2 separate regions of the Homo sapiens genome follow, and region 1 is linked to region 2. Evidence: chromatin contacts called from ENCODE Hi-C or POLR2A ChIA-PET data. All regions are on one chromosome and are shown on one strand. The core of a region is the stretch at or near the end of the contact, and the rest is flanking DNA. Distances in the headings are between cores, read along the strand shown.

Region 1 (5,872 bases), core at 1,274-3,773, 38 kb after region 2:
TGGGTCAAATCATGAAAAATATAACACGTGTAATGGTTCATTTTATGTGTCAACTGGGATGTATTAAATGGTACCTCGACTACCATTACAAAATGGTAAAGCATCATTTTGGGGTGTATCTGAGGATAATCCTGGAAGATACTGGCATTTGAATTAATGATTAACTAAGGAAGTGCCACCATCACCACTATGGGAAGGCACAATCCTATTGGCTGAGGGCTCAGAAGATAGCAGAGGAAAGGTGAATTTGGTCTCTTTCTCTTTTATGGAGCTGGGACACCACTTTTTTCCTCCCCTTTGAAATGAGAGCCCCAATTTCAGTGGTCTTTGAACTCTAGGACATCTACAAGTGGCTCCCCGGGCTTCAAGCTTTCAGCTTCAGGCTGAAAGATAAAGTATTGGCTCTGCTGGCTCTCAAGGCTTCATATATGGACTGAGCCATGCTACTGGCTCCCTGCTTCTCCAGCTTGTAAATGGTATATGGTGCCTCCATATGCCTCCATAATTACATGAGCTAATGCTCCTGATAAATCCCCTCTCACATACACATACATACACACACACACACACCAACACACAATTGGTTCCGTTTTTTAGGAGAACCCTAACTAATAGATTTTGGTAACAGGAGTGGTTCTAGAGGAACAGGAATCTAAGTATAAGTTTTCTGTACTGGTTGATTGGTTGTGGGGTTTCTAGATTGTCTCCCTAAGATTAGACTTGAAAACACTGAGGACTATTTTCAGTAATACAGAAAACAATGATAGTCCATGGCCTGAATTGTTTATAGAGATGTACAAGACATCTGCAATCATACTCTACTTAATGACCCATAGGAGGCAAGGAAATTGGTGACTCTACATGAGATACTTTTTCACATTAGTGGAAAAACTAAAGAATATAATTAGTTGGTTGGTGGCACCTAATGTTGCCAGACAGTGTTAAGGGAAAGACAAGGATGAGCTCATGGGTGAAATTCCCAGATCAAGCAATGCATGGGTTTGTTGGGAAGGAGAATCTTACGTCCTGTAGCCACAGGGCTAAAATTGCTGAAAATCAACACAAGTGACAAAAAAAAGCACAATGAAAGGAGAAAAAAAGACAGATAAATTGGACTTCATAAAAATTGAAACATCTTTGCGTGAAAAGAAACTACAAAGAGAATCCGAAGGCAACCCACAGAATGAGGAAAATATTTGCAAGTCCTATTTCTGATTAAGCTGAATTTGACAGAATTACATAAAATAGTTTATTGGATTACATACATGGGAAGGTCAAGACATTATTAGACTTAATTCCAAGTTGTCTTCAAAAACATCCTCCTTTTTTCTCTTGTATCTCTGCATTTTATAGCTTGCTTTTTGTCCCAGTATTTACATTGGTGGAAAATATGACCATGGGACAGTTCAAGACTCAAGGTCGTTAATACATGAGAGTTCTGTAGACCTTCCAATATCCACTGGGTCGGGGGACTGAAAAGAACATTGATTGACACTGTTATGCTCTTTTATCTGCCTTTGGACCATCATATGTCCAAAGGTATAAGAAACTGGTTGTCTACCCTGGGTCAAAACTGCAATCCAGTATTGCTGAACTTTAAGGTTAGGTAACTACTGCCTTTCCCAGTGAAAAGCATTTCCACAAAGCAACATACAGGGAGCAAGAAAAAGTAACTTAAGTCAACTAGGAGACCCCATAAGAAAATGGTATTAGTACATATAATAGATGCAAGATGTTAGATAAACCTATCTTCTAAAGACAATTCTAACAATTCTGTATGTAAAACACTTTGCAAACACCAGTATCTGAATCATTGCACCACTTTCCTCGTGGAGGTTTAATGTCCCAGGCCTAGATTTAGCTGGGAATACAGCTATAGGTGGGGACATCAATTTATGATGGTGGTAAAACCACTGCTTCTAAGTATTCGTTATTCTTTTCCAAGTGTGATATTGGCCCTTCAATTTCCCACAGTGGAGTCGAGTTTCAGATGTAACTTTTAGTAAGAATTTAAAGATAGTTTGGAGAATCACAGAGAACAAAACAGAAAATAACTTAGAACTACCCAATGTGGCCATGCTCAGAGCTCAGTTTCATTTACTTCAAATATTTACTGCACATTGACTATGCATTAGGTGAGTGCAAAAGTAATCGTGATTGAGCAATTGGACTTGGCAGCCTGTCTTGACACACCACTGTGCTGAGTGTTTGAGGAAGTGTTTCAACAGATGGCTGGGGTTAGTGTGTGTCATCATATTTGAGCGAGGATTAAGAGAAGGCAGGCTGCCTTGCTGAAGCTATGTGGTCTTCAAGTGAGAGTTGCAGGCAATAGAACTACTTTCCTTTTGGAGTAAAAGGAGGAATTCATTTTCAGTAGCCACAAGAAAAGTTTTTTTTTTTTCCAGGGTGGCTGGCAAAATGGCCAAATAGTAACAGCTCCAGTCTGCAGCTCCCAGTAAGATCTACACACAAGGCGGGTGATTTCTGCATTTCCAACTGAGGTACGTGGCTCATCTCACTGGGACTTGTTAGACAGTGGGTACAGCCCACAGAGGGCAAGCAAGCAGGGTGGGGTGTTGCCTCACCTGGGAAGTGCAAGGGGTCTGGGAACTCCCTCCCTTAGCCAAGGGAATCTGGTAGGGACTGTACCTTCAGGAATGGTGCATTCTGGCCCAGATACTACACTTTTCCCACCGTCTTTGCAACCCACAGACCAGGAGATTCCCTCGGGTGCCCAAGACACTAGGGCCCTGGGTTTCAAGCACAAAACTGGGCAGCCAATTGGGCAGACACTGAGCTAGCTGCAGTTTTTTTCATACCCCAGTGGTGTCTAGAATACCAGCGAGACTGAACCGTTCACTCCCCTGGAAAGGGGGCTGAAGCCAGGGAGCTGAGTGGTCTAGCTCAGTGGATCCCACCCCCCAGAGCCCAGCAAGCTAAGATCCACTGGCTTGAAATTCCCACTGCCAACAACAGCAGTCTGAAGTCAACCTGGGATGCTCGACCTTGGTGGAGGAAGGGGCATCCACCATTACTGAGGCTTGAGTAGGCAGTTTTCCCCTCAGTGTAAAACAAAGCCACTGGGAAGTTCAAACTGGGCAGAGCCCACTACAGCTTGGCAAAGCCACTATAGCCAGACTGCCTCTCTAGATTCCTCCTCTCTGGGCAGGGCATCTCAGAGGCAGCAGCCCCAGTCAGGGGCTCATAGATAAAACTCCCATCTCTCTGGAGACAGAGAACCTGGGAAAAGGGGCTGCTATAGGTGCAGTTTCAGCAGACTTGAAAGTTCCTGCCTGCCGGCTCTGAAGCGAGCAGATCTCCCAGCACAGTGCTTGAGCTCTACTAAGGGTCAGACTGCCTCAAATGGGTCCCTGACTCCCATGCCTCCTGACTGGGAGACACCTCCCAGCAGAGGCCAACAGACACCTCATACAGGAGAGCTCTGGCTGCCATCTGGCAGGTGCCCCTTTGGGATGAAGCTTCCAGAGGAAGGAACAGGCAGCAATCTTCACTGTTCTGCAGCCTCTGCTGGTGATACCCAGGCAAACAGGGTCTGCAGTAGACCTCCAGCAGACCTGCAGCAGAGGGCCCTGACTGTTAGAAGGAAAACTGAAACAGAAAGGAATAGCATCAACATCAACAAAAAGGACGTCCACACAAAAACCCCATCCAAAAGTCACCAGCATTAAAGACCAAAGATAGATAAATCCACAAAGATGAGAAAAAAAACACAGCAAAAAGGCTGAAAATTCCATAAACCAAAACACCTTTTCTCCTCCAAAGGAGCACAACTCCACACCAGCAAGTGAACAAAACTGGACAGAGAATGAGTTTGACGAATTGACAGAAGTAGTCTTCAGAAGGTGGCTAATAGCAAACTCCTCCAAGCAAAAGGAACACGTTCTAACCCAATTCAAGGAGGCTGAGAACCTTGAAAAAAGGTTAGAGGAATTGCTAACTAGAACAAACGTTTAGAGAAGATCATAAATGACCTCATGGAGTTGAAAAACATAGCATGAGAACTTCGTGAAACATACACAAGTATCAATAGCTGAATTGATCAAGCAGAAGAAAGGATATCAGATTGAAGATCAACTTAATGAAATAAAGTGTGAAGACAAGATTAGAGAAAAAAAGAATGAAAAGGAACAAAGCCTCCAAGAAATAGGGGATTATGTGAAAAGACCAAACCTACATTAGATTGGTGTACCTGAAAGTGACAGGCAGAATGGAAACAAGTTGGAAAACATCCTTCAGGATATTATCCAGAAGAGTCCCCAACCTAGCAAGACAGGCCAACATTCAAATTTAGGAAATACACAGAACACCACAAAGATACTCCCTCGAGAAGAACAACCCTGAGACATAATCGTCAGATTCACCAAGGTTGAAACAAAGGAAAAAAAGTTAAGGGCAGCCATAGAGAAAGGCCGTGTTACCCACAAAGGGAAGCCCATCAGACTAACAGCTGATCTCTCTGCAGAAACCCTACAAGCCAGAAGAGAGTGGGGGCCAATATTCAACATTCTTAAAGAGTTTTCAACCCAGAATTTCATATCCAGCCAAACTAAACTTCATAAGTGAAGGAGAAATAAAATTGTTTACAGAGAAGCAAATGCTGAGAGATTTTGTCACTGCCAGGCCTACCTTACAAAAGCTCCTGAAGGAAGCACTAAATATGGAAAGGAAAAACCAGTACAAGCCACTGCAAAAACATACCAGATTGTAAAGACCACCAATAGTATGAAGAAACTGCATCAACTAATGGGGAAAATAATGGGCTAGCATCATAATGACAGGATCAAATTCACACATAACAATATTAACCCTAAATGTAAACAGGCTAAATGCCCCAATTGAAAGACAGAGACTGGCAAATTGGATAAAGAGTCAGACATATCAGTGTGCTGTAATCAGGAGACCCATCTCAAGTGCAAAGACATATATAGGCTCAAAATAAAAGAGACGGAAGAATATTTACCAAGCGAATGGAAAGAAAAAAAAAAAGCAGGGGTTGCCATCATAGCCTCTGATAAAAGAGACTTTAAACCAATAAAAATCAAAAAAGAGACAAATAAGGGTATTACATAGTGGTAAAGGGATCAATGCAACAAGAACTAACTATCCTAAATATATATGCACCCAATACAGGAGCACCCAGATTCATAAAAGAAGTTCTTAGAGACCTTCAAAGAGACTTAGACTCACACACAATAATAGTGGGAGACTTTAACACCCCACTGTCAATATTAAACAGATCAACAAGAGAGAAAATTAACAAGGATATTCAGGACTTTGAACTCAGCTCTGGACCAAGCAGACCTAATAGACATCTACAGAACTCTCTACCCCAAATCAACAGAATATACATTCTTCTTAGTACCACATCATACTTATTCTAAAATTGACCACATAATTGGAAATAAAAGACTCCTCAGCAAATGTACAGGAATGGAAATCATAACAGTCTCTCAGACCACAGTGCAATCAAATTAGAACTCAGGATTAGGAAACTCCCTCAAAGCCACACAACTACATGGAAACTAAACAACCTGCTCCTGAATGACTACTGGGTAAATAACGAAATTAGGGCAGAAATAAATAAGTTCTTTGAAACCAATGAGAACGAAGACACAATGTACCAGAATCTCTGGGACACAGCTAAAGCAATCTTTAGAGGCAAATTTATAGCACTAAATGACCACAGAAGAAAGCAGGAAAGATCTAAAATTGACACCCTAACATCACAATTCAAAGAATTAGAGAAGAAGAAACAAATTTAAAAGCTAGCAGAAGACAAGAAATAAGATCAGAACAGAACTGAAGGAGACAGAGACATAAAAACCACACACACCCCCAACCCCGCCAAAAA
Region 2 (6,116 bases), core at 3,166-5,665:
AGCAAGAACAAAAAAATCCCAGGACGAGATGAATTCACAGCCAAATTTTATGAGATGTACAAAGAAGATCCGAAACAAACCTTCCTGAAGCTATTTCATAGTATCCCTCATTATAGGAAACAAGTGTCACCTTGATACCAAAATCAGGCAACAACACGACTAAAAATGAAATCTAAAGGCCGATATCCCTGATGAACATGGATGCAAAAATTCTCAACAAAATACTACCAAACTGAAACAAAGAGCACATCGAAGAGATAATTTATCATGATCAAGTGGGTTTTCTTGCAGGAATAAAGGATGTTTCAACATTCACAAATTAATAAATTTGATTCACCATATAACTAAGATTTAAACAAAAACCATATGATCATCTCAAAAGAGACATAAAGCATTGCATAAAATCCAACATTTCTTTCTCATAAAACCCTTAATAAACTATGTATTGAAGACATATCTCAAAATAATAAGTCTTACATAACAAACCTGCAGCCAACGTCTTCCTGAATAGGAAAATGTTGAAAGCATTCACCCTACGAACTGGCAAAAGACAAGAATGTCCATTGTCACCACTCTTACTTAACATAGAACTGGAGGTCCTCACCAGAAAACCCAGGCAGTAGAAAAAAATAAAAGCCATCCAAGTTGGAAAAGAGAAATTCAAATTATCAATTTTTTTCTGATGACATGATTTTATACCTATCAAACTATAATGACTCCTTCAAAGGACTGCTTGATTGAAAAAAAAAAACTTCAATAAAATTTGAAGATACAAAATCAATGTAGAAAAATCAGTAGCATTTCTATACACCAATAATGTTGAAGCTAAAACCCAATTAATAATTCAGTCCCATTTGCAATAGACAAAAACAGAATAAAATATCTAGATATAAATAAAATTAAGCAGGTGAAAGATCTCTACAAGGAGAAATACAAAATACTGATGAAAAAAATCATGGATGAAACAAGCAAATAAAAAGATTACCATGCTTATGGATTGGGAGAATCAATATCATGAAAATGATCATACTGCCCAAAGCAAACTACTGATTCAATGCAGTTCCTAACAAAGTACCAACATTATTCTTCATATAATTACAAAAAAATCTAAATTTCATAAAAAGGCAATCCTAAGCAAAAGAACAAAGTCACAGGTATCACTTTACCTGACTTCAAATTATACTAACAGACTATAGTAACTAAAATAACATGGTACTGATACAACAGTAGACACGTGGATAAATAAGAATAGAGAACCTAGAAATAAAGCTACATACATACAACAAACTGATCTTTGACAAAGTTAAAGAAAAACAAACAATGAGAAAAGGACACTGTAACCATTAAATGGTATTGAGAAAATTGGCTAGCCAAAGCTGAATAATGAAACTAAACCCCTATCTCTTACCATTGGCAAAGTTAAGTCAACGTGGATTAAGGACCTACAAGGAAAATCTGAAACTATGAATGTCCTAGGAGAAAACCTTGGAAAAACTCTTCTGGACATTGAGCTAGGCCAAGATATAATGATGAAGATGCCAAAAAGGAAATGTAACAAAGACAGATAAATGGGAATTAAACTAAAAAACTTATGGGCAGCAAGAGAAATAATCAACAGAATATCTACAGAATGGGAAAAATATTTTCAAATTTAGGCTCCAACAAAGGACTTTTATTTAGATTCTATAAGGAACTCAAACCAACTCAACAAGTAAAACACAAACAATCCCATTAAAAACTAGGCAGAAGACATGAACAGACATTCATCAAATGAAGACATACAAGCAGCTGACAAATATACAGGAAACTGTTTTTAATAGTCATCAGAAAAATGCAAATTAAAAGCACATTGAGATGTCATCTTGCACCAGTCAGAATGACTATTATTAAAATGTCAAAAAACAACAAATATCAGTGTGGATGTGGAAAGAAGGCAAAATGTGCATATACATACTAATATGCATATATATATATACTAAGTGTACATACGTATACTAAGCATATATGCTTATGGAATACTAAGCATCCACTAAAAAGAGTGAAATTAAGTCCTTTTCAGCAGCATGGATGGAACTAAAGGATATTATTCTAAGTAAACTATCGTACAAGCACAACAAAATACCACATATTCTCATTTATAAGGGGAAGCTAAACAATGTGTACACACGGACATAAACATGGAAATAATAGACATCAAGTACTTCAAAAGGGAGAAAGGTGGAGACAGGGGCAAAGATGACAAAACTTCCTATTGGGTACAATGTTCACTATTTAAGTGATGTGTACACCAGAGGCCCAAACCTCACCAGTATGTAATGTGTCTATATAACAAACCTACACATGTGCCTATTTAATCTAAAATAATTTTTAAGACTTTAATAAGAAATAAAAATCCGAAAGTCTTTCCTTACTAATATCAATGCCTGTAATTCTTCACAGTTTGTCAGTTTATTTTCTTCCTCATAATGAACGCTGTTTTCCTGTTTCTTTGTAGCTTTGTTATTGTTTTTATCGCACATTTGAAAAACAGCCACATTTCATAATCTATATATATTCTGTGTCATGACAATGATCAGCTAATATGCTTGGCATATTCTTAGTCTCGACATCAGCCCTACATGAAAACTTAAGGTCTTCTCAGTTCTTTTCTGAACGTGCATCTGCCTAGACTCTGTGTGCCCTATTTGATTTCTCCAAATACCCAATGGTTTTGAATACCTTATCATGTCAAAAATTCACAGCTCAGCTTCTCCTAAGTGCCATAGATGGCCTATTGTATGTCTCTTCCCCCTAATCTCTTGCCAGTGGCATCTGTGCATCTATAGTCACCCTGCATCTCTACTGAGCCACTCTATAAATAAATGAGTTTATTTTAGTTCATTTCAGATTGTTTTTTGATAATTCCATGGGAGATTTGAGAGCTTTCTAATCTACCATCCTGCTGATGACACTCTGTGTGAAAATTTTTAAATGGCTCTATTATATTCCATTGCTTCAATGTATAGTAATTTACCTAATTATTTTCTTTTATTGTTCCTTTTAGGAAGAAGTGAATAGAAGAAAAGAGGGTGTTGCAAATCAAAAGCACATAGAGATATCATCTTACACCAGTCAGAATGGCTATTCTTAAAATGTCAGACAACAACAGATATTGGTATGGATTCTTCACAGATGTTAATCATCTTCGTTTTTTGTTTTTTGTTTTTTTTTTTTTTTTTGAGACAGTCTTGCTCTGTCGCCCAGGCTGGAGTGCAGTGACCCAATCTTGGCTCACTGCAACCTCTGCCTCCTGAGTTTAAGCAATTGTCTTGCCTCAGCCTCCTGAGTAACTGGGATTACAGGTATCCACTACCACTCCAGACTAATTTTTGTATTTTTCGTAGAGACAAGATTTCACTTGATTGGTCTCAAACTCCTGACCTCAAGTAAACCTACCGCCTTGGCCTTCCAAAGTGCTGGGGTTACAGGCGTGAGCCACTGCCCCCGGCCTAATCATCGTGTTCTAGTCTGCCCTCCAATGGGAGAAACAAGTAAAATTATGCCATGTGAGGATTATTCACCAATTTATTTTAATTACTTTTTTCTTTATAACATTTAATAAGATCACAAATTATATAAAATAGTTATCAGCTTTTTGGGAAGTTACTTTTGCTGGTTTCTTATAAAACTGATGGAAGATACAAACACTATTAAAGAACTGTTTGCATGTTGCAAATGATGTCCAAAGTCCAAACATTGTTAATAATTAATACTCCAATAAACATCATGTCAGAATTTCTGTTTTCTTTTCCCTTTGAACCTTTGCAGGATTGCCACATCATCAGGACCACACCTTCATCAGGAATGAATATTCCTACTACAATTAAAGAAGAAACAAAATTAATTTGTTGGTGAAAAACGTAAAAAGAGAAATTTTCTTTGGTTTTGTTTAATTTCTTTATTGAGGGTCACCACTAAAAAAAAATGCTCACTGGTCATTCTTTTGAATACTGTCTGAGAGAAAGATGTAAGATGGTTGATTATTTCAAATGACAGAAGATAAAGATGGGATATCATCATGGCATGAACAAAAACAAGATTTGTAGCTGGAGGTATTTTATAGTCTAACATGATCACCAATCATTCTATAAACCTGTTGGATGAGTTTATCAGACAGACAGAGAGAGAGATTGATTGATTCTGAATAGAAAATTTCACTTTAGAAAAAAATATTTTGACTATATAATAATGTATGTAAAAATTCTCTTTGATAAGAAACGAGTGAACTGGATTCAATTTTCCTCACAGCCTGTGTAATACACCATCACTTGCTTCCTCCTACATGCCATTGATTAGCCCCAGGGAGCAGTGCAGCACTGCCTGCCCATGTTTTACATAACCCCTGAATATAAATGCCAGATGTTGCTGAAGGAAACAGGATCTGCTTAGTGAAAGAAGTGGCAAGCAATGGATCCCAAATATCAGCGTGTAGAGCTAAATGATGGTCACTTCATGCCCGTATTGGGATTTGGCACCTATGCACCTCCAGAGGTAATAATCACATTTTCAGCATTGAGCATTTAAAAGAGCAAAGCTAGAATAAGTGAACGATGACCTGGGTTGTTCAGCTTTGTGTTTCTGTTACCCTGAGTGACTCACGTGGTCTGTCTTACTGGGCTAGAGCTATTCTATGTTCAAAGAGAAAAGGTAGTCAATGTTTGTTTTGCACTGAGGTCTGTCATATGGTAATTTACTGCTTATTTTTATTTTATACACTGTTTTTATATGCTGTTTCTGTGTATTGCCCAGCTTGGCAGAATATATAAAACTCAACAGTGAAGAACACTGCCTGGCAGTTCCCTTTCTAGGAGATGACTGCAGTGAGAATGGTTTCTCCATTTATTTCTGTGGTTGAAGAAATCTTTTATTCTTCTACTAGACGTGATCAAAAGAAACATTTGTGGTAACAGCACCTAAAGATGGGGTGTATGAAAACTGTTGGGAGAGTACTGCTGAGCTGCCGCGTGGTCTTGAGCATGACACAGTAATACTGGTCCTGGACTTAATACAATGCCCTGCACAACTCTCACCTCTAGGAAAATTATCTGAAAGGAAAAATAACTTTATTCTAAGGAAAACCTAGAACCTCACAAGAAAAATTTTAAATTTTTGGTCCGTGTTAATATGCATCAGATTTGTATCAAAATGATAGGGGTGGCCCTCTGACACGGAAGTGGGCAAAATGGAGACATTTTTTCTAGACTGAGCTATTTCTACACTGGAAGAAAACTTGTATTCCAAGACTACTAAGTGTGTTAATAAGGAGTAGTCACATAAAATTTTTGTCTAAATTTGATCAACTATACGTTGTAAGAATTTACAGAGAAACACCTTGAAGACCATCGACAGGAGTGGTTCACTTTGTAATGCAAATTGGCATGAAGGAGAAGTAAGGAAAAGCACAACACGGAAGCTCTAGCCTTGGTAAACCTTGAGTGCCTGCACAGCAAACAGAGGATCAGGGTTGGCATCAGGGGAAGGTAGTGCAACCTGGCATCTAGTTCCTTTTAATTTCACTAGAAAAAGAAAGCTTCAGAAAAGCTTATATTAAAATAGAAAATTGTTTCATTTACGGTTTTGTCATTTAAAAAATATACCTTTCAAATCTTTATCCAAATTTGGTAGATAAGTCAATAATTTTAAATTTCACTGAAATTATATCGTTTCTAAAAGAGTTGGTCTTATTTTTTAGGGATAAAGCGTACCTTACTAATCTCTCACAGGTCGCAGTTAATTTCTTAGGTATAAATCTACATCCTTGGAATGTATGTCTTTACTCCTAGTATTTAGTTCTGTCATGCACACAGAATGGCTAATGGCTGTGTAGAAAGGAGTTAACACAATAGACTGCCACCCGTAGATGCGCCTGTTTTCAAAGTTGGAGCCTGGCTGGTATCTGAGAAGTTGAATTTCTCACCCCTTCCTAACTGATAAGGGTAGCATCTATAATTAACTGGTTGTACAAAGTGTGGGGTTTCTGTATACCTGCTTTCTTTACAAGACCGGAAGTTTGGTGTGTGCTATACAGACTGGGTCAATTTAACCAGCACCCAGTTAAAATCTTGGGAATTGAGTCT

The links. A loop is a pair of places that touch in the nucleus more often than their neighbours do. ChIA-PET counts read pairs that join two places held with the same protein, here RNA polymerase II (POLR2A). Pooled maps may share reads with other maps.
Region 1: a map of Caco-2 shows a loop between it and region 2 (4-fold over the local background). The contact joins the enhancer-like site here to the promoter of AKR1C4 in region 2. A Hi-C loop is called at or near these places in 2 of 168 maps with a recorded cell type or tissue (Caco-2 and Calu3) and 1 of 50 pooled maps. POLR2A ChIA-PET finds 5 or more read pairs at or near these places in 2 of 52 experiments (Caco-2 and PC-9).

Annotation. Positions count from the first base shown.
Region 1 is chr10:5,232,093-5,237,964 of GRCh38, forward strand. No RefSeq gene overlaps it. Among named protein-coding and RNA genes, the nearest start is that of LINC02561, 36 kb to the right of the region's middle. Within about 2 kb of position 2,524, at least 3 of the 41 ENCODE cell types and tissues checked have a DNase peak (open chromatin) inside an H3K27ac peak, as active enhancers do.
Region 2 is chr10:5,192,422-5,198,537 of GRCh38, forward strand. AKR1C4 (aldo-keto reductase family 1 member C4) reads left to right here and starts at 4,416. Exons shown (of 9, transcript NM_001818.5): 1 at 4,416-4,530. The coding sequence starts at 4,447.